Regions from separate parts of the Homo sapiens genome. Here all the other regions are linked to region 3. The links are chromatin contacts, found by Hi-C or POLR2A ChIA-PET in ENCODE. All regions are on one chromosome and are shown on one strand. Each heading gives the region's core, a stretch centred on a gene start or an enhancer-like site at or near the end of the contact. The rest is flanking DNA. Distances are from core to core; before and after follow the strand shown. Region 1 overlaps GRIN2D (glutamate ionotropic receptor NMDA type subunit 2D). Region 2 holds the start of PPP5C (protein phosphatase 5 catalytic subunit). Region 3 holds the start of DHX34 (DExH-box helicase 34). Region 4 holds the start of CCDC61 (coiled-coil domain containing 61).

Region 1 (2,948 bases), core at 117-2,616, 1.1 Mb after region 3:
AGAATTGCTTGAACCCGGGAGGCGGAGGTTGCAGTGAGCTGAGACCACACCATTGCACTCCAGCCTGGGCAACAAGAGCAAAACTCTGTCTCAAGAAACAAAAACAAAAACAAACAAAAAACCACACATTAAAAAAAAAAAAAAAAGAAAGAGGAGGGCATGGTGGCTCATGCCTGTAATCCCAACACTTTGGGAGGCTGAGGCAGGTGGATCACTGAGGCTGAGGTCAGGAGTTCTAGACCAGTCTGGCCAACATGGTGAAACCCCATCTCTACTAAAAATACAAAAATTAGCTGGACATGGTGGTGAACACCTGCAATCCCAGCTACTCAGGAGGCTGAGGCAGGAGAATTGCTTGAACCCGGGAGGCGGAGGTTGCAGTGAGCCGAGACCATACCATTGCACTCCAGCCTGGGCAACAAGAGCAAGACTCTGTCTCAAAAAACAAAAACAAAAACAAACAAAAAAACCACACATTAAAAAAAAAAAAAAAGAAAGAGGGCATGGTGGCTCATGCCTGTAATCCCAACACTTTGGGAGGCTGAGGCAGGTGGATCACTGAGGCTGAGGTCAGGAGTTCTAGACCAGTCTGGCCAACATGGTGAAACCCCATCTCTACTAAAAATACAAAAATTAGCTGGACATGGTGGTGAACACCTGCAATCCCAGCTACTCAGGAGGCTGAGGCAGGAGGATTGCTTGAACCAGGAGGCGGAGGTTGCAGTGAGCGAAGATCATGCCACTGCACTCCAGCCTGGGTGACAGAGCAAGACTCTGTCTCAAAAAACAAAACAAAAACAAAAACAAACAAAATATTAGCCAAGCATGGTGGTGCATGTCTATAATCCCAGCTACTTGGGAGGCTGAGGCAGGAGAATCACTTGAACCCAGGAAGTGGAGGTGGCAGTGAGCCAAGATCATACCACTGCACTCCAGCCTGGGAGACAGAGCAAGACTCTGTCTCAAAAAAAAAAAAAAAAAAAAAGACCAGCCTGGGAAAAATAGTGAAACCCCATCTCTACTTTAAAAAAGAAGGAAAGAAAAGGGGACTCTAGGGCCTCAACACCAAGCTGAAAGAGAGTCTGGAACCTTATCCTGGGGGGCACTGGGCAGCCAAGGGGAGGGTGCTGAGCAGGGAAGGGGTATATTCGTGTTTTTGAGACCTTGGAGGTAAAAGAAGAGAGATTCCAGCTGGGGGCTGGGGCTGGTCTGCAGAAAGGGGACTTTCTCTGCCTTCCGCTGCCAAGGTCCAGCCCAGGCCCCAGCATGTCCCCTTTCCCTCCTCCTGGGCAGGTACTTCATGAACATCACGTGGGATAACCGGGATTACTCCTTCAATGAGGACGGCTTCCTAGTGAACCCCTCCCTGGTGGTCATCTCCCTCACCAGAGACAGGACGTGGGAGGTGGTGAGTCGTAGCCCCAGACCTCAGGCATGGCAGAGGGTGTGGACTCCTGCATCCTGGCAGAGGGGGGGCTTGAGGTCGTGGACTAAGAGGGAGGAGGGGACAAGGAGCCTGGACTCCTGGGTCCTGGGATCTGAAGGTGGGAGGGGCTCCTGGGTCTTGGAAGAAGCTGCTGCCCACACACCTAGGTCTGAGGGAAGAGGATCATGGAGGCCAGGATACACCGGGAAGTCTTCCCAGGAAGCCTGACTCTCTTTCCCTTTGGCCAAGGTGGGCAGCTGGGAGCAGCAGACGCTCCGCCTCAAGTACCCGCTGTGGTCCCGCTATGGTCGCTTCCTGCAGCCAGTGGACGACACGCAGCACCTCACGGTGGCCACGCTGGAGGAAAGGCCGTTTGTCATCGTGGAGCCTGCAGACCCTATCAGCGGCACCTGCATCCGAGACTCCGTCCCCTGCCGGAGCCAGCTCAACCGAACCCACAGGTGACAGCTCGGGATCCAGGAGTTCCGGCTCCAAAACCCGCCTCCCGTGAAGCCCAGTAGTCTGGGCCCCCAGCCCCCTCCTCCCTTGGGACCCAGGACCCACAAAGCCCTCCAGCTTGGTGACCTTAGGCAAACCTCAGAATTCTTTGAGCCTGAGTTTCCCCTGAAAGCGCTAACCATAGTTTTAGCTGCCGCCTATCCCTTCCTCCATATCCTCTCTTCATGAGAGAGTCTAAGGAGGGGGTCCCCAAACTCCCCAAGCCTGGTCACTGCCCGCAGCCCTCCACCGGATGCCCCCCGCCCGGAAAAGCGCTGCTGCAAGGGTTTCTGCATCGACATTCTGAAGCGGCTGGCGCATACCATCGGCTTCAGCTACGACCTCTACCTGGTCACCAATGGCAAGCACGGAAAGAAGATCGATGGCGTCTGGAACGGCATGATCGGGGAGGTGAGGGGGCGGACGGGAGGCGGGGAATCTTCGGGGCGGAGTCGAGAGGCGGGCACAGCCGGGCGTGGTGGCTCACGCCTGTAATCCCAGCACTTTGGGAAGCCGAGGCGGGCGAATTGCCTGAGCTCAGGGGTTCGAGACCAGTTTGGGCAAAACGGTGAAACCCCGTCTCTACTAAAATGCAAAAAATTAGCCGTGCGTGGTGGCGGGCGCCTGTAATCCCAGCTACTCGGGAGGCTGAGGCAGGAGAATTGCTTGAACCCGGGAGGCGGAGGTTGCAGTAAGCGGAGATCGCGCCACTGCACTCCAGCCTGGGCACAGAGTGAGACTCAGTCTCAAAAAATAATAATAAAAAAAAAGAGGTCGGCACCCTGGGGCAGGGGCGCGGCCAAATTGAGGAAACACCTGATTGGGGCCTGGGGCGGGGTCGCGGGAGGGACATGCCTTGGAACAGGGGGCGGGGTCAGGAGGTGTCAGGGGCGGGGTTTGGAGGAGGGACTTTGGAGCAGAGGAGGCGGGGCTAGGAGGGTGGGACTCCTAGGGGAAGGGGGCAGGGCTGGGAGGAGGGACTTTGGGGCAGTGGAGGCGGGGCTAGGAGGGTGGGACTCCTAGG
Region 2 (2,706 bases), core at 82-2,581, 1.0 Mb before region 3:
TAGGAGTGTGCTTCCAGGAGGGGATCCAGAGCCTTACAGGACTTAGTGCTACATGAGGGCTTAGAAAGGACAGACTGGAAGCGTGTACGGCGGGTGGGGATTGGCAAAGGGGTGGAATCTGGATATTAGACTATTCAGCCTGAGGTTAAGACTATTCAGGGTCTCCTAATCAGGAGTTTGGGTTTTCTCCTAAGGGTGCTGGGGCCATGGAAGCCTGGGAGCGAGAGTGTGCCATGGTTTTATCATGTCTTAGAAAGATCCCTCGGCCGGGCACGGTGGCTCACGCCTGTAATCCCAGCACTTTGGGAGGCCGAGGCGGGCGGATAGCTTGAGGTCGGCAGTTCGAGGCCAGCCTGGCCAACGTGGTGAAACCCGTTTCTACTAAAATACAAAAATTAGCCGGGCATGGTGGCGGGCGCCTGTAATCCCAGCTACTTGGGAGGCTGAGGCAGAAGAATCGCTTAAACCGGGAGGCGGAGGTTGCAGTGAGCCTAGATGGCGCCACTGCACTCCAGCCTGGGCGACAGAGGGAGACTCCCTCTCAAAAAAAAAAAAAAAAAAAAAAAAATGTGAAGGGTAAACTGGAGGGAGGCAGAGTGCATGCAATCAATGCTGTGATCTCAGACAAGAGAATCTGTAAAAACACAAACAGGAGAGTTTATTTGAAGATTCAGGATTTGGGAAGCTGAACACAGGAAGAAAGGAGATGGTGCAACACACTTCTAAGCCTTGCTCAGGACTTGAAATCCAGAGTGCCTTCAGTTAAAAACTCAAACACTGACCCTCAAGGTTGGACCCTTTTTGGCTTGAGAAACCACTAATTTTTCAGAGATGGGTAACTGAGACCCTAGAGAGGAAGGGAAGATTTGTTCAAGGTCACACAGGTAGTCGACAATAGGGCTCGACGCCCGGGTCCGGCTCCGCGTAGGGCATGGCGCTGCCTTGCAAAACAGCCACACCCGCCAGCGACATTCACAACCCACCCCCCAACCCTAGAGGACAGCGGGGAAATCCCACTTTCAGAACCGAGAAACTTTTTACAGCCTTGGAACACGGTAACTTTGGGAGGAGAGGCCACACCAGGTCTGTTTCCCCGCGCGCCCCTTCTCTCATTCCCTATTGGCTCTCTCTACCAGGGGTACCGTCTGGGGAACCTCTGGTCACCTTGTCCTCCGCGCGCTCTGTGGCGAAAGGGACCTGCGCAGGCGCGTGAAGGGCGCCTTCAGGGCCCGCGCTTTACGACACTTGTGCGGCAGCGGCGGCGGCCACCCGGCGCTCCTTCGCGACGGTTCGGCCGGGTGCCGCTGGCGGCCGTTGCCAGGGTAGGGGTCGCTTTGCGGCATGGCGATGGCGGAGGGCGAGAGGACTGAGTGTGCTGAGCCCCCCCGGGACGAACCCCCGGCTGATGGAGCTCTGAAGCGGGCAGAGGAGCTCAAGACTCAGGCCAATGACTACTTCAAAGGTGCGCCCGCCTGGCAGGGAGGGTGGACAGTGGCCCAGGCTGAGGGGTGCCGGGCCCGCGCGGAACCATAGCAACGCGGAGCTGCAGCCTGGGCGCGGGGCAGACACTACCAAGTGACCGGGCGTGGGGAGGCCCAGGATGGCGCTGCCAAGGAGCGACATAGGGGGCTTCGGAGAGTGATACCTAGGAGTGGCGTGCGGAGCGGGTGCTACTCAGTGGAGAGACTGAGGAGGGCGCCACCAATTGTGGGGCGAGAGGGGGACTGGAATGAGGGCGCTACCAAACGTGAGGCCTGTAGAGGGCGCTACCAGGCAGTGACATGTGGTGGGGGAGTGATTGATGGCGCTACCAAATGGGGAGTCCTGGGGTGGGTGCCGCCAAGTGGGGGGTAGAGGGGGCACAGCCCCAATAGAGAAGGCAATCGTGGGGGTGGGGAATGGATCATTAGATGGGGGGAACAAGGAAGTAGGAGATTTGGGCTGACCCGAGGAAAAGGAATGTGATGGTGGGGGCCTTGGGAGTAAGGGTGGGGATCCTTAAGAATAGTATCACTTAGAATATTGAGAGTCAAGTGTGGGGCACCCATTCATTCATTAATTCAACAAATATTTATTGAGTACCTGTTATGTGCCAAGGACTGTGCTTGACTTTGGGGATATAGCAGTGAATGAGACAGATGTGGCCCTGTCCTTAGCTTGTAATTTTGCAGGTGAACCAGACATGAAAAAAAAAAAAACAAAAAAAAACCATGTAAATAAGTAAAATACTTAAATTGTGATGAGTGCTTTGAAAGCAAACCAGCAGTGTGATGAAGTAGAGAATAAGGGTTGGAGGCTACTTTAGATAGGGTAGTGGGGGAAGGCCTTACTGAGCAGGAGGCGTTTAAGCTGAAACTCACAGAGGGAGAACTGGAGAGGAGTGTTCCAGGGAGGTAAAGCAGCCTGTGCAAAGGCCCTGGGATGGGGAATGAAAGGGTACTGGCATGGCTGGGGCTTTGGCTACTTAGGGGGAGACCAATAACAAGATGAGATTAGGACAGAGGCCAGATCATGCAGGGTCTCCGTGAGTCATTACAAAGACCAGTTTGGAATTTTTTTTTTTTTTTTTTTTTTGAGACGGGAGTTTTGCTCTTTTTGCCCAGGCTAGAGTGCAATGGCGCAATCTCGGCTCACTGCAACCTCCGCCTCCCTGGTTCAAGCGATTCTCCTGCCTCAGCCTCCCGAGTAGCTGGGATTATAGACGCA
Region 3 (2,716 bases), core at 30-2,529:
AGACCATCCTGGCTAACACAGTGAAACCCCGTCTCTACTAAAAATACAAAAAATTAGCCGGGCGTGGTGGCGGGCGCCTGTAGTCCCAGCTATGCGGGAGGCTCAGGCAGGAGAATGGCGGGAACCTGGGAGGCGGAGCCTGCAGTGGGCCGAGATCGCGCCACCGCACTCCAACCTGGGCGACAGCGAGACTCCGTCTCAGAAAAAAAAAACAACAACACTTTTTTCTTTTTTTGAGACAGTCTGGCTCTGTCACCCAGGCTGGAGTGCGGTGGTACCATCATGGCTCACTGCAGCCTCAGTCTCTCAGCCTCCTAGGTTCAATCGATCCTCCCACCTCAGCCTCTTGAGTAGCTGGGACTACAGGCACACACTACCATATCCGACTAACTTTTGTATTTTTTTGTAGAAACAGGGGTTGGCCATATTGCCCAGGCTGGTGTGGAACGCCTGACCTCAGGTGATCCACCTACCCCGGCCTCTCAAACTGTTGGGATTACAGGCGTGAGCCGCCGTGCCCAGCTGTTTCTTCTTTCAGTTAATAAAAGAGAGGGTGCATTGCTGGCTAATGAGATTGTTTCTATACTTGGGGGTCTTCCTGAATGTGTGTGATTGAGTTTATTGCAGAGAAAGGTAACAGAAAATGGGGTTGTAGAAAGAAAAGAGGTAGAGGCTGAGTGAGATGCCCCACATCTGTAATCTCAGTGCTTTGGGAGGCCAAGGCGGGCGGATCACTTGAGATCAGGAGCTGGAGACCAGCCTGGCCCAAATCGTGAAACCTCGTCTCTACTAAAAATACAAAAATCAGCCAGGTGTAGTGGTGTGCGCCTGTAATCCCAGCTACTCGAGAGGCTGAGGCAGGAGAATGGTTTGAACTTGGGAGGCGGAGATTGCAATGAGGTGAGATAACGCCACTGCACTCTAGCCTGGGAGACAGTGAGACTATGTCTCAAAAGAAAAAAAAAAGTTCCTGGGCCCCAGACCAGCTCTCTCTTTGGGTTAAAACCCCGGCGTCCCGGAGCTGAGGCGCACGTGGCTATGCTTGGGGAGGAGAGGGCGGGGCCGGGGAGGAGGCGCTTGCAAGTCTGTACCGCAATGCCTCTACTGGCCTCTAGAGGGCGCAATCACTCGAGGCTCCGCCCCAAGCGAGGCGGGGCGGAAGCGTGCTGTGCACAGGCGCAAGATGGGTCTTGGGCAGCCCAGAGCTTCCGATTGGCTCTTCTGTGGTGGCGGGGCGGGGTCAGAACGAGATGGCTGTGTGCGCAGGCGCAAGACTAGCGCTCTTGGGACCGGAAGTTAAGGCGTTCGCGGCGTGTGGTAAGTGAGGGGGGCGGGACGGGTGTACCGGGTTGTGGCGGCGATGGCTGTCGGAGTTGGGCCGCTTGGGGGTAGTTTGGGGTGCGAGTCCAGGGGCGAGGGAAGTCTCGAGATGAGGAGAAATGTAGGAGGCAGCCGAAGGGCCGGCAAACGCGGACAGAGATGGCACCTGAGCGTCCCTGGGAGAACCTGGGCGACAGGCCAGAGACCGAAAGAAATGGAGGCACGAAAAGAAGCTTCGAGAAACTGAGGGACTGAAAGACGAGGGTGTTGGGAGAGGAGGGAAGCTGAAAACTAGAGAGCGTGGGCGAGAGTGCCGATGGGTTCCAGCGAGAGTCTTAGAGCCCACGAGGCCGAGAGGCGTGGTCGCCCATGAACTTGGGGAGTGGAGGGAAAAGTCGGAAACTGATCGTGGACACTAGAAACAGAAAAAATGGAATTTAGATGGAGAAACGAGACACTGAATCACGGGGGAGACCGAGAGATACGGAAGGATGGAGACAGTTGAAATAGGAAGAACCCCACAAAAGCTGGAGATAATGGAGAACGATGCTGAGAAATGGAAAAGCGAGGGAGTGGAGCCCGAACCCCTGGATTTGAGTGGCTCATGTAACACTCGGCTACTCACTTAGCCTCTCTATTGCTCAGTAAAATAGGGGGTGATCATAGTGCCTGACAGTCGTGAGAAAAGTGTGTGTGTGTATGTACATAGGTGTGGGATAGGAATAGATCATGCAGATAGGATAGGTCTGTGTGTTAATGTGAGTAAGTAAGCATGAGCTATTACTAAAGCTTCTGATATTGGGAGATAAAGTATTAGATGGGGAAATGGAGAGAGGTGGTGATGGAGAGTGAATACTGGAAGGACAAAAGGGAGGAAAAAAAGATTCAAACAGAAAATGAGAAAGGGCGTGGTGACTCACTCCTGTCATCCACAGCACTTTGGGAGGCTGCGGTGGGAGGATCACTTGAGCTTGGGAGGTCGAGGCTGCTGTACGCCGTGATTGTGCCACTGCACTTCAGGCTGGGTGACAGAGTGAGACCCTGTTTCAAAAAAACAAAAATGAATTTTTTTTTTTTTTTTTTGAGATGGAGTTTCGCTCTTGTTGCCCAGGCTGGAGTGCAGTGGTGCGATCTTGGCTCACTGCAACCTCTGCCTCCTGGGTTCAAGCGAGTCTCCTGCCTCAGCCTCCAGAGTAGCTGGGATTACAGGCAGGTGCCACCACCCTGGCTAATTTTGTATTTTTAGTAGAGACGGGATTTTTCCATGTTCGTCAGGCTGGTCTCGCACTCCCGACCTCAGGTGATCTGCCTGCCTCAGCCTCCCAAAGTGCTGGGATTATAGGCGTGAGCCACCATGCCCGGCCTGAAAAAGCATTTTTTTTTTAATGAGAAAGAT
Region 4 (2,716 bases), core at 61-2,560, 1.4 Mb before region 3:
TGTTGCCCAGGCTGGCGTGCAGTGGCACGATCTTGGCTCACTGCAACCTCCGCCTCCCGAGTTCAAGTGATTCTCCTGCCTCAGCCTCCTGAGTAGCTGGGATTACAGGCGTCCGCTACTGCGCCCAGCTAATTTTTTATATTTTTAGTAGAGACAGGGTTTCACCAGGTGGTTCAGGCTGGTCTCGAACTCCTGACCTCGTGATTCCCAAAGTGCTGGGATTACAGGTGTGAGCCACCGCGCCTGGCCAGAAGTTTTTCTAGATTTCCAAAAGACTTCAATAACATCACCAATACTGATTTGTGAAGCTGAAACTTGTTCTAAATTATAATGAATTTTTAAAAAGTTCCATCAACCACGCTAGAGGAAAGATAACTTACTTTTCTCTTTGTAGACAAGGATATTGTGAAACATGCAGCTGAAAAAGTAGGAAACATCACAGAGGTGTGTCAGGCAGAAAATTAATAAAAACATTACGTTATCCTTTGGGATTTTGCAATGTTTGTGGTATTTGGCTCTTTTAAATATGTAATTTGTTATTATTTCATATTCTAAGTAAACTTTCATGTCAGTTTTTTTTTTTCTTTAAACTTTATTTTCCTTTCTTAAAGAGGTCCCTCCTCCCCCATCCCCGCGCTCAATTCCTTTAGCTGGATCCTTCCAGTTCATGACTGATCGGTTTAAAATATGGGTCGTTCAAAAGCCGTGTGAACCCGGGCTAGTGGCTATACCTCTCTGAGACTGTTTTCTTAGTGGTAAAATGGAAATCATAATAACTTTGCAGGGCTGTTATAAAGTTTAAATAAGCCAAGTCCTGCAAAATGCTTAGTGCAGGTTTGGAATGCACCAAGCGATGACAAATCTCAACCTGTCTTTATGCTGAGACCACTCCCCAGTTTCCGGAGCCGCGGCCACTATCTCCCCATGCGCATGCACACCCGGCTCTCCCTTCCAGGCCCTCCCCACCACGTGGGCGCGGCCTACCCTCCCGCAGGGGGTAATAGGTGGAGTCAAGGGGCTACTTCCGGGATTCTTTCCCTTCCACTCTGGGGAACAACCTTTTTGTATGACTGGCAGCATTATTAGCCAGTAGTGATTAGAGAAGAGCCCGACGTTAGGTGCCTCCCCCAACCCATTTGGGACAGCCTCTTCTTAGTTAGCCAATTGGAAGTTTTGGAGGGCGGGTTCTCCTCTGGGGGAGGGACAGAGTGATGGGCGTCTCTTTTGGCTAATGGAAACTTGGCTGCTGGTAAGCTGTGACCAATCAGAAGCGAGAACGCCGGATCCTGGGGCGGGGCTGGAGCTTCGTCAGTTGAACCGCTCGCGAGGAGGGTTGCTAGTGGAGAAGGTGAGAGGCCGCGGGAGTGGCGGTTGCGCGGGCCGTGGTGGAGGTCTTAGGTGGAGGGGAAGGGGCTTCTCTCGGGGGAGAGTGGGCTGCGGTGGGCAGCTGACCTGGCCTTGTAGGAATCGGGAGGGAGGGTGCCCTTTAACAAGGGTAGGCGCTTGATTGAGGGGTTGTGAGGCTGAGCGCAGCATGTGAGTTGGGGGTGATCTGTATATCGCAGGAGGGTCTTCAATGGGGAAAGTTGTAAAGCAGGAGACAGCAGATGGTAAAATATAGAGACGTCCTTGGAATGCAGCGTGGCGATTTAGTAGGAGGTTTTAAGGCAGAGGGTTATTACAGCGCACTATGCTTTACAAGCTTTGATTTGGGTGAAAGTCGTGGGAAGAAGCAATATTGAGGAAGGGAGGGAAGGAGACCTCCAGGGATGAGCATGTACTTTAAAGAGATGTGAAGCCCTATTATGCCTGTGGCGTTTGCTATGTGCTGTGCACCTGCCAAGTGTTTTAGGTGAATTAACTCTTAAACTTACTCTACTGATGGTTAAGAATGTGGGCTCTGGCGTCGGGTTGAATCCCGAATTTGAATCCTGGCTCTGCCACTGATCATTACTGTGGCTTTGGGCCAGTTGTTTAACCCTTCTGTGCCTCAGCTTCATCATCAGTAGAATGACATCATCTCTGTCTATACCATTGGCTAGCTTCACCCTCTTTATCTAATGAGAACTCCCACGTGTGTATTTCCAGCCTGGATCTCTGCCCTGAACTCCAGACTCATATCATGGCCGACTCTTCTCTCTTTGGAAGTTCATCTGACATTCAGACATAAACTTGTCCCAAACCAATCTTGCGATTTCTTCCTTTCAACCTCCAAACCCAGTTGATGGGACATTCATCCTGCCAGGTACTAAGATCAAGAAGCTTGGAGTGTTCTTTTTTTTTTTTTTTTGAGACAGAGTTTCGCTCTTGTAGCCCAGGCTGGAGTGCAATGGCGCGATCTTGGCTCACTGAAACCTCCACTTCCCAGATTCAAGGGAATTACAGGCGCCCGCCACCACACCCAGCTAATTGTTTGTATTTTTAGTAGAGAAGGGGTTTCACTATGTTGGCCAGGTTGGTCTTGAACTCGTGACCTCAGGTGATCCACCCGCCTCAGCCTCCCAAAGTGTTGGGATTACAGGCGTGAGCCACCGTGCCTGGCTAGCTTGGAGTCTTCTTCACTTCTCCCTTTTGTCTTACTTATATATGGTCTAGCAGATCGCATTAGCTCTGTCTTCAAAACACATCCAGAATCCAACCATGCCTCACCAGCTCCTTTGCTACCACTCTGGCCTCAGTTTGTCTCCTGCTCTTACCTGGTTTGTTGCAGTGGCCT

The links. Hi-C counts contacts between places; a loop is a spot of excess contacts on that map. ChIA-PET counts read pairs that join two places held with the same protein, here RNA polymerase II (POLR2A). Pooled maps may share reads with other maps.
Region 1: a pooled map shows a loop between it and region 3 (2.4-fold over the local background). The contact joins the enhancer-like site here to the promoter of DHX34 in region 3. A Hi-C loop is called at or near these places in 1 of 50 pooled maps. POLR2A ChIA-PET finds 5 or more read pairs at or near these places in 2 of 52 experiments (WTC11 and activated T-cell).
Region 2: a loop to region 3 is called in a pooled map, with 9 times the contacts of the local background. The contact joins the promoter of PPP5C here to the promoter of DHX34 in region 3. A Hi-C loop is called at or near these places in 1 of 168 maps with a recorded cell type or tissue (heart right ventricle) and 5 of 50 pooled maps. POLR2A ChIA-PET finds 5 or more read pairs at or near these places in 1 of 52 experiments (naive thymus-derived CD4-positive, alpha-beta T cell).
Region 4: a loop to region 3 is called in a map of naive thymus-derived CD4-positive, alpha-beta T cell, with 7 times the contacts of the local background. The contact joins the promoter of CCDC61 here to the promoter of DHX34 in region 3. A Hi-C loop is called at or near these places in 1 of 168 maps with a recorded cell type or tissue (naive thymus-derived CD4-positive, alpha-beta T cell) and 6 of 50 pooled maps. POLR2A ChIA-PET finds 5 or more read pairs at or near these places in 1 of 52 experiments (activated T-cell).

Annotation. Positions count from the first base shown.
Region 1 is chr19:48,412,698-48,415,645 of GRCh38, forward strand. GRIN2D (glutamate ionotropic receptor NMDA type subunit 2D) reads left to right here. Exons shown (of 14, transcript NM_000836.4): 5 at 1,294-1,408; 6 at 1,676-1,887; 7 at 2,167-2,335. Among named protein-coding and RNA genes, the nearest start is that of GRIN2D, 21 kb to the left of the region's middle. RefSeq lists enhancers at 1,691-2,412, 2,118-2,257. Within about 2 kb of position 1,367, at least 4 of the 41 ENCODE cell types and tissues checked have a DNase peak (open chromatin) inside an H3K27ac peak, as active enhancers do.
Region 2 is chr19:46,345,756-46,348,461 of GRCh38, forward strand. It overlaps PPP5C (protein phosphatase 5 catalytic subunit), which reads left to right and starts at 1,332. Exons shown (of 13, transcript NM_006247.4): 1 at 1,332-1,462. The coding sequence starts at 1,342. RefSeq lists enhancers at 1,170-1,349, 1,450-1,579.
Region 3 is chr19:47,348,036-47,350,751 of GRCh38, forward strand. DHX34 (DExH-box helicase 34) reads left to right here and starts at 1,280. Exons shown (of 17, transcript NM_014681.6): 1 at 1,280-1,317. RefSeq lists an enhancer at 1,120-2,024.
Region 4 is chr19:45,994,157-45,996,872 of GRCh38, forward strand. It overlaps CCDC61 (coiled-coil domain containing 61), which reads left to right and starts at 1,311. Exons shown (of 14, transcript NM_001267723.2): 1 at 1,311-1,348. RefSeq lists enhancers at 669-858, 1,249-1,428.